3 separate regions of the Homo sapiens genome follow, and regions 2 and 3 are each linked to region 1. Evidence: chromatin contacts called from ENCODE Hi-C or POLR2A ChIA-PET data. All regions are on one chromosome and are shown on one strand. Each heading gives the region's core, a stretch centred on a gene start or an enhancer-like site at or near the end of the contact. The rest is flanking DNA. Distances are from core to core; before and after follow the strand shown. Region 1 overlaps CD44 (CD44 molecule (IN blood group)). Region 2 has its middle 16 kb from the start of LINC02707. Region 3 holds the start of ELF5 (E74 like ETS transcription factor 5).

Region 1 (4,077 bases), core at 852-3,351:
TAATAAATACCTCTCAGCTAAGACATTTGACTTACACCCCAAAGCTATCATTAGATTCATGTCACTCCCTTATTCAAAACCTGTAATGACTTCCCATCACACTGAGAATGAATCACCCCGTTAGCTGGCCCTTGCTTAGCTCTCTGACTTTATTCCTTGGCATTCTCCCTTCTGAGCACTGATATTCTCAGAACAGTCCAGGAGGCACTTTCCCTGACCACCTTCTCAGAAAATAAAAGCATCCCTAGCACTCATTAGCCTCGTATTTTGCTTTCTTTTTTATAGCACTTTTATCACTTTCAGACTTCATATAGGGCAAGCTTGTCCAACCTGCGGCTCACAGGCCTTGTGTGGTCCAGGATGACTTTGAATGTGGTCCAACACAAACCCGTAAACTTTCTTAAAACATTATGAGATTTTTTTTGTGTGATTTTTGTTTGTGTTTTAGCTTATCAGCTACTCTTAGTTTTAGTGTAATTTATGTGGGGCCCAAGACAATTCTTCTCCCAATGTGACCTAGGGAAGCCAAAAGATTGGACAGTCCTGAATGGTATTTAATATTTATTTGTTTATTGTTTGCCTCCCCAATTTAGCATGTAAGCTCCATGGAGACAGGAATGTTGGCTCTGCTGTACAGATATTCAGTGAGCATTTGTTATGTAAATGGAGGCTACATGAATCCCCACTTAAGCTGAGCTCCAAAGACCAGGCTCCCACAGCCTTTCACGCCAACAGACACCCCCCTGAGAACCAACCTGAAGCATTGAAGCAATATGTGTCATACTGGGAGGTGTTGGATGTGAGGATGTACACCCCTGTGTTGTTTGCTGCACAGATGGAGTTGGGGTGGATCCGGGGAATCACCACGTGCCCTTCTATGAACCCATACCTGTAAGAGAAAAACAACAGGATATTGACCTAAATGGCTAAGATGGGAATTTCATAATATCCCATTCAATGACATTTAATGCCGTGCAACACTTCATTCAGTTCACCCCTAGGGATATCGGAGGTTTCAACAACCGAGTTATTTGAAATCCAAAAATAACAGCATAGAGAGGGAAAGAGATCAACAAGACTGATAGAAACAAAGTGATTTTATTTAGAGACCTATAAAGAGCTTTAAAAAAAAATCATGAAAGGAATAATTAGTTTCAGTTAAAATTTGTGTTCAGCAGTGTTGAGTCTATTTGAACAAACAGAAGGAAGCCTGAGTCACAGAAGAGAGAAGTTTTGATGTAAGATTCATGCTGGCTCTGGAATACCTTCATGTTTTCCAGAAAATACACAAAATGGCCAGCTTCCATAGATAGGAAGGGGTGCTTCTTTATTTCAGTGCACACATTCCAGACCTGCCTCATGTCCCATTCCCCCACTTCTTTCTCAGCCACAACTTTTCCTGTGAGTCCCCTTACTCCATACTCCATTGCCCTAAACATGAAGCCTTGTTTATATGCCAAGTACACAGCACAGCACACTGCCTCCTGAGCATTGCAGGCATAATTCTATTGCCAGTGGGAATAAATTAACCATCATTACAATGGGAGTCATAGCAATTAAGTAAGCAGATAGCAACGGCTCATGTAGCTCAGGAACTTTCCAGAAGTAGCACAGCCAGAGAAATGCATAGCCCCTCTCTCCCCACCAAGGTATCTCTGGGAGTGTGTTACAGCTGGATACGACATACAGATACAACATACACAGCCCAGCCTCTTCTAGCAGCATCCTGGTGGCTAAAAACTTGCTTATTTTTTAATTGTGCTAAAAACACAATTTTTTTTGAATATAAAATGCCTCAAAAAATGAGATGTGGGCTGAGAAAATGCCATGTGCAAGGGAAGCTGTGGTGCAGCAGGAGGGCAGAGAGGAGGAAGCTAAATCCAGCAGGTTTTTCAAAATGCAATTCTGGCTAAAATGCACATTGATGCTTTTCATCTTTCCTGCCAGGGGCAACAGCATGGAGTGCATCACCCTGCACGACCCATGGAAATGTCTGTGAGTCTGAAGTTTCCAAGCACACAGAACTCCTACCTATGTGGCAATTGTAGCTCGCATGACTAATTTCTCATCTGAACAGACAAACTGGTTTCCCCAAAGCCTCCTTAGCTTGGCAGGGGGTGTGGGCACAATTAAATGGTAATAAGTTTTCATATATCTAAGAGTTGCTACCAATCAGGGTGGGGCAGACAAAAGAGAGTAGCTGCTAAGGTTTTATCCTAACCCATGAGACTCTGCCATCTGTCCTGTGGCAGAAAGCTGATTCATAGCTACCTGAGAGAAATTATGGAAATGAGTTTTGCAATACTTAATACCAGTTATGGGTGAAATGATAGATTTCTTTGGCACAGTTTTTCTAAATAATACTTCTTGGTGAACCTACCCACCAACTCACCCCCATCACATCATGTCATCAAGTATGGATAACACCAACATTCTAGAATCTATTGCATTCTCTTTGTAAGCTATTACTGAGTTTTTGCCACCTCATGTTGCCTACCGGTTTTATGGGTCATGCTAACTGTAAATTGGGGATATTAAAGTTTATATGTGTGTATGTGGCATGAGTAAGTTACTGTTCACAAGGAGGAAAGAATATTCAGCAAATCCAGGAAGCATACTTTCCTCCCCTTTTAAGCCCCTGAGGAGGACTTGGTCATTAAAATCCTGTCCTGGGCTGAGGCTAAGCAGAACCAGAATCCTAACTCCTCCATAGGCAGGCTGTGTGTGCAAATTCGCTAAGCCTCGGCTGCTTCATCCATAAAATGAGGTGATAATATTGACCAATACTGCAGTTTGAGGATTAAGTGAGGGGTTTGGCCAGGTGGGCAGTAGGGCTCCCAGCATCTAAGTGCTTGATGATTGGCCAGTGGCAGTTGTAAGAACTCCCCTGGTCCTCAGCACATGGCAGCATATCTATATTTTGCAAGTATGCCTTGTTTGTATTTCACAATCAAAGTTCAGCTTACTAAATTCACTTTCTTAGGCCAGTGGCCTAGTCAGGGCCATAATTAAACAATTAGCCTTGGGAATAGAATAATGGATTTGCTAAATGGCCTTTTTTCATTGCATCCTACAGTGCAAGTTCAGTAGCCACCAGAGCTTTCTCCCTCTCTCTGCTCCTTTCATATTCCCCCAGACCTAGCTCTGAACACATACAGATGTCTATGTACATCTGCTCTTTATTTTAGAGCAGTGCTCCTCAATAGAACTTTCTGCAATGATGGAAATGTTCTCTAACCTGGGTCATCCAGTACAGTAGCCACTGGCCATCGGTGACTAACCGAGCACTTAAAATGTAGTTAGTGCTAGTGAAGAACTAAAGTTTTAATTTTAGTATTTTAATTAGTTTAAGTGTAAGTCACCACATGTGGTTAGTGGCTACCATATCAGACAGGGCAATTTTAGGCAAAAGACTTTCCTTTTCCCTTTCAGCAAGAGTCTCAGCCATCACTCATAATGTGGGTGCATGACTGTACCCAGTGTTGGAGGATAGAAGCACTTAACTTACACTTCATGGTTTCCGTAGAGTTCTGCAGCTTGACTTTTCAAAAGCAGTCTGTGTGCATGTGAGTGTGTGTTGCAGAGAAAGGGGAATCATATTACCTAAAGACACTGCAAAAGCACAGCTACAGGCTGGGGTAGAAACTTCAGAGCAGTTGCAGAGGTTACTCAGTCCTCTTCTAGTGAAAACAAATCGAACCACAACAATTCACTGTGATTGCCACCGTGGCTTGCTCTTCTTGTGCACCGCTTACCGCAAGGCCATTGGAAATTCAAAAAATAAAGTCCTTGCTTGTTGTGATTATCTTGCTTGGAGCCATAGTTTGAGGAAGGCTCTATGCAGCTCTAGAATAACTGGTAGGAGCCCTCTCAGGGCTCCCAAAAATAATATATCTTAATATAATATAGCTTAATAACTTTCATGCCTTTTTATTTACTTTTTCAAACCAGAGAAACATAGAAGAGAAACCAAAAAAAATTTTTTTTAAGAGAGAGTAAGAGAGAGTAGTTTGAAAAGTCTGCTTTGATCCAAGTCTGCAGGGCCAAGACTCTAACAGCCACATATTTATTTCAAAC
Region 2 (4,146 bases), core at 1,198-3,697, 590 kb after region 1:
CTGGGAGTGGTGGCAGGTGCCTGTAGTCCCAGCTACTCGGGAGGCTGAAGCACGAGAATGATGTGAACCCAGGAAGCAGAGCTTGCAGTGAGCTGAGATCGCATCACTGCACTCCAGCCTGGGTGACAGAGCAAGACTCTATCTCAAAAAAAAAAAAAAAAAGAGGCGCTGCAAAGTGAAGATGTGGAATAAGAGTCTTCCAGACTTTACTCTTTCTTGGTTGCTAACCCAAAAGGAAAAAAATCCTAATGGTGGGATTTCAGGCAGTGAGGAAGGCGGATGTAGGTGGGATTTGTTGGTCATTGTGGCCTTTTTCCATTCAGGCACTAGAACACCATCCAGGCATTCTGCTATCCCTTGTTTAAAACCTTTCTGCTGCAGATTCACAATCTCTACTTCTAGAGGGAGATGCCCTTGAGAGGTCTTCTCCCCTCTCCCTTTTCCATTTATAGTCTTCTTTCTTAGATAGAAATACATTTTGACTCAAGTGTCTTTCATAGGGCTTAACAGACCTGGACATGTGGCACCAGTGGCCCTGCCCCACGTGGCTGTCCATCTGGTCTCCCAGTGACAGACACTGGAGCCCTCTCTCTTCCTTTGGTCACACCACGCCAGGACCTTTGTAGAATGTTTATTAGGCACACGTTTGACTCTGAGCAGCTTGAATATAAAGGACTCTTAAGATCTAAAGCGCAAGCAAAGAGACTTATTTTGGCTCTTGGTCTTTATAGTTATATTGGCTCTTATTTATTTCTTAAACATTTATTGGGCACAGGTAGTAAACTCATCATAGACCATGGCTCCTGAAGCCCTGATAATTTAATACCTGATTTCTGGAGTCTGGGGAAACATGGAAGGTGTCCTGTAGGATGAGGCAAATTAGCTGTCAATAGGCAGAAATGGCCAGCCATAGAGAAAAGTGGGCTTTAAATGGGTTTAGATATTCAAAAGTGCCTCATGATGGTCAGAAAGAAGTCTCTGGAGTAAGGATGGGCATTAGTAGCCCCTATACTCATCTCCACCATTAGTCTTTATTGAATACTTACTATGTGCCAGAGACTGCTGGCCAGGTACTTTACATACATCATCTCATTTAATACTCACAGCAATCTTGGAACATATATGATATTATCCCCTTTTGGAAGATGAGGAAATTGAGACTCAGAAAAGGTTAGGTAATTTGCCCAAGGTCACATGGTTAGAAGGGGGTGGTGTTGAGCCAGGAATCCAGTCTGTCAGACTGGAAATCCTTATCTCTTTTTCTGACAGTAACTACTGCTCTGGGCAATGACCGTCATTTGTCTACATCTTCACAAGATATTTCCATTTCCATTTCATGCACTTTTGAGGTAAAACAGGATCATTGATTTATGAAGACTGTTTTTATCTGACATCCATTTCTTCAGGACGACTTTCTGCACTGCAGACATTTGCCCCCTGTGATGATGGGGTCCTTGCTACAACATGCTGTCACAAGGTCTAAATGAGATCGTGCATATAAAACATGTCGCTCAGAGCATGACACAGAGGAGACTCTCAACACACTAGCTTCCATTAGGACTGTCGCTCCCTCGGTCCCAGCACTGCCTGTTCCTCTTTACCTTTGCAGGTAGTGGGGAAAATATACAAGGAGACCTAGATTCTGAGTGTTTCTTGGACACGGGTGCTGGCAGCTTTGTGCAGGAGTATCTCTCAACATCCCTGGAGTCAACATTCTGAATGTCCTGTGTGATGCTGATATCACCAACTCTGTAGACCCTGAGCCTGCTCACTATCACTGAGCCTTCACGTCAAAACAGGAAAATGATGAGAGGTGACTGGTGCTCCGGTAAGAAACTCCGATAAGTTTCTGCATCAGATCCTGTACATGAGAAAAACTGTCATGAAGAGGCAGCACAGCATAGAAGCTAGAAGATCAAATCTGGAATTACGCAAATCAGGGTGTGAATATTGGCTCTGCTCCTTCCAGCTCTGTGACCTGGGGCAAGTTACCTAACCTCTCTGAGTCTCTGTTGCAGCTGTAAAGCAGAAATAGTAATAACTATTTCACAGCTTTATTAGCAAAAGTGCATGATATAGTGATGTTAAGTGCTTAACACAGAGCCTGGTCCACAGGAAACACTAAACAAATGTTTGTTGTTATTATATCGTTGTTAAAAGCAAAAAAAAAAATAAAATAAAATAAAAACCTGCTATGAGACTTGTTTTGCAGATTAATAAGCAATTACTTTAAATGACTTTTCTCCCCAACTAGCTAAGTCTGCTGTTTGATAGGTTTGAACGAATCAGTCAGCTGTTGAAGTCTCACTGAGCGCATGCAGCATGCCCTGGTGTGTATAGATGCAGGGGCTTGGCAGGCCCGGAGGCCAACAGGCTTAACAAGGTGCGCTAGCTGAACACAGCAAGATGAGATGATTGAAAAGTCTACTTGAAATGTTTAAATACAAAGTAACTTGGCAAGGAGATAGAATCAGGACAGCTGACCTGCTCTAGGCCTCAATTTCCCCATCTGCACAAGAAAAGGGCTGGACTTTATGTCGCTTTCTTGCGTCTCTGACCTTTATGAGCGAAAGAGTCTGATTCTGCCAGGACCATTTTAGCTGCCCTATGAGTGCATCTGGCAATTCCTAGTTCTGCATGGTCTGGTAAAACTTGGCATCTGATGCCCCTCTATAAGTCAGAGTTTTGCAGGGCTCATGCAGGCCCACCAGCTAGGGCACATCTCCCCCACCCCCAAGCCTCCTGAGGACACGCCAATTCCAACATCTCCCACCTCCCACCATACGCAATCACAGGAGACATCATTCCAACTGGAGTTCCCAGTCCACGAAGAAAAGAGAGATCTTCTCTAAACAGGGTCCTGTCTGTTTCCAGCATAAACCACCTGAGATGTTCAGAAGGAGAGTTCTTTCTTTCCTCCACAGCTTCGGAAAATCATTCTTTTGCACGTTCAGAGGGGGAAAAGTTGGCAACAAAACTTGACTTTTTACCAGAATGAAAACTTTCTTTGGGGTTAAGGAAACATTGCCATCTGGTGGCATAATATAGAAATAACTGGACAGAGTGATGAGTTTCTAACCCACAAAAGATGAAGTCACACAATTCCAATCAGAAAGAACTAGAAGGGTCCTTAAAGCTTAGATCCAATGCTTTTACTTTACTGAGTAACGGAACTATTGTATAGAGATGGCTTGTGAATTTCAAGACTAGAACTCAGATCTTCTCAACTTTATGTAATTCAGCTGTCTCTCATCTCCACAACTCACTCCACACCCCAACATATACACACCTCATACTTAGGACTGAAATGCTTTAATAATTCAGGCTGGCAGGACCACGATCGTTTTCATCCTGCATGTGCCCTCGTGCTTTTTATCAACATCATGGGAGGCAGAAGAGGGAGATCAGAGGCACTTTCAACTAGCAACCAGCTACAGGGTTTACAAAGATAAGGAGGAGGCCTATCAGAAGCCAGAGGAAGAAAGAATGGATTGATTAGGGAACTGAAACTTCTGTTTCATGTTTCCAGCTCAGGAGGCAGTGGGGCTTGCATTAACTCTCTAAACCAGCAAGAGCTATTTGAGCTAACAGTAGGGGATGCCTTCTGTTTGGGGATTTTGGATCCTGAAGATAGTAAGTTCAGTGACTTGAGTATAAAAACCCTCATTATTTATGCAAAGTGTGAAAATCTATTATTGTGTAAATTGAGCCACGTAATTATAGGCATAGTCATTTCCACCTCTTATATTTGCATATTGCTTTGCAGTTCACTACATGCTTCAACATATTTAAAATTATTTAATCTTTATAAACACCCTATGGTGGGAATTATTACTCATTAGTAATGAGGAAATAGAGGTTTGGAAAAGTTAAGCAACTTTCCTGAAGTCACAGCACTATCAATGGCAGCACTAGGACTTGAAAGAAGGGAGGAAACTTAATATTTAATCTACTCTGGGGCAGGTGAGATACAAAGTGCTTCCAAGGAAGCTATCAGTGGCTTCTCCCCTTGGGGAGTAGCAAAAGATCAATCACTCATTCTTTGTTCTTCCAACTTGACCACTGTAGAGACACCCAGTCTTCCTGCAGCTACCCTATCCAATTGTTATTTGCTTGACTGTAGGACGTACCAAAAAGCCATATGAC
Region 3 (3,969 bases), core at 877-3,376, 670 kb after region 1:
TCTTAGATGCTTCATGTTCAATATCATCCAAGATCTCCATTCCAATCAAATTTAAGTTTAAAGTGATAGTTACACTTAATTAGAGTCAAATTCTTCTTTTATTTTGGGTTTATCTTAATCATCCCTTTTATCCACTGATCCAGAAGCCTGCAATTTCACACACGGGCACCCAGAAATGCTATATTATTCATTTGGGACCGTGAGACAAACAGAGTTCATGGTCTTGTACATCCATTGTCAGAAGACTTTTATACTCAAATAATTGAGTCAGTTGGGCAGCCACAGCCCCTGGGGAAAAAATTGAGCCAAAAGAGTATAGAAAAAATATAATTTCTCCAAAAGACTCTTTTTTTTTTTTGAGATGGAGTCTCACTCTGTTGCCTCGGCTGGAGCGCAATGGCGTTATCTCGGCTCACTGCAACCTCCGCCTCCTGGGTTCAAGCGATTCTCCTGCCTCAGCCTCCTGAGTAGCTGGGATTACAGATGTGCACCACCACGCCCAGCTAATTTTTGTATTTTTAATAGAGATGGGGTTTCACCAGGTTGGCCAGGCTGGTCTTGAACTCCTGACCTCATGATCTGCTTGCCTCGGCCTCCCAAAGTGCTGGGATTACAGGCATGAGCCACTGCGCCCAGCCCAAAAGACTCTTTCTAAAAACAGTATCAGAATAACATGTTTTCCCTAAAAACCTCTCCACTGAGAAGAATGTATATGTTCAGAAAGAAACACTGGTAACATTTCAGAAATCAATGACAAGATAGGCCAGTGCCCAACAATGGAAAACACAGTGTGTGGGACTATCACAGTGCACAGTCCCCTAGAAACCAAAGAGGAAGAGAAGTACAGAATTTTAAAGCTTGAAAGAGGCCCAAAGACCATGTAATCCAGTTACTTGCAAACCCTTTCTAAGGGCAGATTCTTTTGTTCAAATGAAATCTTACCCGGAAGATTTATATAAAAGCTGAGATGCTCTTATTGAGTCAGGAAGGAACGGGGTGGTCTAGAGCCTAACCCACTCTACTCCACTCCCATCCTCTCACCCGCAAAAGTCCTTGTAAGGGCTCCAGGGAGCCCCTGGGGTTCCTCAAGTCACAGTTTGAAAAAAATCACTATTTCAATCCCACTTCCTCCTTTTGCCACTGGGGAAAAATGAAGCCCAGAGAAGTCCAGGTTACCCAGCCAAGATAGGGGTCTAGGCAGTCACCTATCTTCCTTCAACAATTTTTCCATGATGACACCCCGAATCCTCTCACGAACTGCCTTTTGTTTCTGCAGACTATATGCGTATTTGTATTTGTGTGTTTGTAACCATGCCCGGTGATCCCAAGAAAACATAACAAACCAGTCCTTGCTTTCGCTTTAAAGCTTGGAGTCTGCCATTTGAATACAACATCTCGGCTGCCCAAGATGGCTAGAAGCAGAATGCAAAAAGGCACAGGGTTATAAATACCTGTCTCATAGATGACCTGGGACACTGTGCTTTGCAGCCTAAATTAGGCAGAGTTTCTGTTGTCACGAAGAAGTACTAAAAAGCGGGCAGTTCTCAGCGAGACACCTGAGAGCTGGCATCCACATGAGGAGAGGCCCCATCACTTACATTACACTCATGAAGCCCAGAGATGTTAGCTACATTTTTCTAGGTAGCACAGCTAGGAAATGATGGACACTGAATTTGAATCTAAAGGCAACTAGCTGCAAAACCTGAGGTCTTAACACTGGGCCTATAATGCTCTTCCTTCTCACCACATGGGAAAAACGGAGAAAGACATGATCTTACAAAAGCACTGGGCTCAGCCAGCCTGGGAGAGAGGCAGCGCAGACCGGCACCAGGGTGGAATCTCTGTGTTTCCCCTCCAGCTTGCACAGAGGAAAATTCCTCACCAAACGCACGATCCCCGCACAGCTCCCAGGGACAAGAATTTTCTGCTTGTTTACTGAGTCCCCTGGGCTGGGAGTGGGGGGTTGCAGGGCAGGGGTGAGCTGCGCACAAAAGCAGGATAAAGGTAAACTTTCTGCATATGAGAACCATTTCCCCCCCTCCAAGGAGCCGTGTCACACTGTATGTCACCGTCATCAAAGGGGCTGTGCGTAAACCTGAAAAACCAAACGGACCTGTCTGTAGGTGTCACTTATATCACAAGGCTACAGGTGTCTTTATTTCCACTGCACGCTGGTGCTGGGAGCGCCTGCCTTCTCTTGCCTTGAAAGCCTCCTCTTTGGACCTAGCCACCGCTGCCCTCACGTAAGCGCCTTTTCTTTGCTTTTTTGGATGAATCGTAAGGGGTGTCAGGGCTCAGAGGCTCGGCCTGGGGCCTGGGTCTGCTCGTCCATCTCCAGCTCCAGGGCCGGCACCTGCGCTGGGTGCAGTCCCAGGGCCTCCGGGAGCTGTTTGACACGGATGTGACGGCTTGCCTCAGAGAGACCTGCTTGCCTCCGCAGGCCGTGTGGCCACCAGCCCTCCTCACAGCCACCACTCCCTCTGGATCCCTTAGCTGAACCAAGGGGAATTAAGAGAACGCGCCCAGGCGCTCAGTTCTCTATCCTCCCTAAAGCTTCTTTAGGAAGGGAAGCTGGATTTTACTCAGAAAAATATTCAGCTTCAAGGAAAGCCCCCCACCTACCCTTCTCCCCTGACTGAATTCCTTTCCCCACCGGCCTGCCCACTGTCCCCCACCCCCTCGATACAGAGAACTCCCTTATTATAGTTTGGGGCATTTTCAGGAATTTGTACAAAACAGTTTTAAAAGAAACCCATTTGCCCTCTGACATCTCCCCAGAAGAGAATGCTTCCAGAAAAGCAATGGTTAGCGTTTTTCCACTGTGTTCTCAGGCCTTGTCAGACTCTGCAGTGTGTGGGGTTTCTGTGGGGTTGCCCCCTGCTGACAGCGACAGGTAGCACAAGCTCCCTCCTCAGGCTGAAGCCGGGCCTGCGTGTGGATGCCTTTTGTACGCCCGAAAGTGTGTCAGACATCACTAGGTGCAATCGCTTCATGTTACAGATGAGGAAACTGAGGCCAGAAAGGCTAGATGACTTAGGGAGGCAGCTCTGTGGTTCAGTCTAGTCCAGAGACCCAGGGAAAGGGGTGGTTTGCCCATCCGAGTGAACGCTTGATTCTGTTGTCTTCGTGTTCTCTGCAATACTGTTTTTCATAATCTAAGGTATTCTCGGGCCGGAGTTTTCAGTTTGGTCATCTCCCTTTTTCAGAAGTCACCAGAGTGGCAAATTTTTAGATACATTGTTGATGGCTGATTTTTCCCTCTAAAACAGGATTGAATATATGTATTATGCCCCGTCCTTTGCATATATCGGATTGCATGATTTAAAAAAAAAAAAATCCCCATTTTAGAGATGAGGAAACCGTAGTTCGAAGAGGGGCATGAATATTTATATACCACATCTATATGAAAAAAAGCTTAAGAATTTCAGCAGTCTGGGTAGTAAGAAATGTGCCCCACGTTCGCAGCAGCAGAGGTAGGATTTAACCCCTGATATATGTAATCCAAAACTGGTAAGCTTTGCATCGAAGCCTACAGCAAACTACATGGCATACCTTTTTGGATCTTCGCTGCACCTTCAGAAAAACAGCTACAAACAAACAAACACGCAAACTCCCTAAGCGAGCTAAAGAAAAATGAGGAATCACTTGACAAGAGGTCAGCAAATTGGTTCTCACAGTTGCTAGGGTTCCTCTCAGAAGAACAAACCCTCAAGCACCCAACCCTCAATCTTTCTTTAGCAGTAAGTGTTGAAATACTCCACTGGGTTCTCCTCAGTGGGCCCCTTCTTAGGGAGGTCCAAGGGCTGGGAAATTGACCCTCCCTTGCTCACAAGTCTTGGGACGGAGTGGACATTTGGGTATCACTGAGGCTTTAAGGAAGGAAAACCGATTTTCTTCCCAATGATACCACTCAGAGGGTGGGGTTGAGGAAGCCCAATCTTGGCCACTTTTTTCTATATTTTGCACCCT

What was found. Hi-C counts contacts between places; a loop is a spot of excess contacts on that map. ChIA-PET counts read pairs that join two places held with the same protein, here RNA polymerase II (POLR2A).
Region 2: a loop to region 1 is called in a map with no recorded cell type, with 2.4 times the contacts of the local background. The contact joins two enhancer-like sites. A Hi-C loop is called at or near these places in 1 of 37 single-sample maps with no recorded cell type.
Region 3: a map with no recorded cell type shows a loop between it and region 1 (5-fold over the local background). The contact joins the promoter of ELF5 here to the enhancer-like site in region 1. A Hi-C loop is called at or near these places in 1 of 37 single-sample maps with no recorded cell type. POLR2A ChIA-PET finds 5 or more read pairs at or near these places in 2 of 52 experiments (PC-3 and activated T-cell).

What each region holds. Positions count from the first base shown.
Region 1 is chr11:35,177,086-35,181,162 of GRCh38, reverse strand. CD44 (CD44 molecule (IN blood group)) reads right to left here. Exons shown (of 18, transcript NM_000610.4): 3 at 756-889. Among named protein-coding and RNA genes, the nearest start is that of SNORD164, 16 kb to the right of the region's middle. Within about 2 kb of position 2,101, at least 8 of the 41 ENCODE cell types and tissues checked have a DNase peak (open chromatin) inside an H3K27ac peak, as active enhancers do; they include PC-3, where a contact is called at or near this core.
Region 2 is chr11:34,585,297-34,589,442 of GRCh38, reverse strand. No RefSeq gene overlaps it. Among named protein-coding and RNA genes, the nearest start is that of LINC02707, 16 kb to the right of the region's middle. Within about 2 kb of position 2,447, at least 5 of the 41 ENCODE cell types and tissues checked have a DNase peak (open chromatin) inside an H3K27ac peak, as active enhancers do.
Region 3 is chr11:34,511,951-34,515,919 of GRCh38, reverse strand. ELF5 (E74 like ETS transcription factor 5) reads left to right here and starts at 2,126. Exons shown (of 7, transcript NM_001422.4): 1 at 2,126-2,243.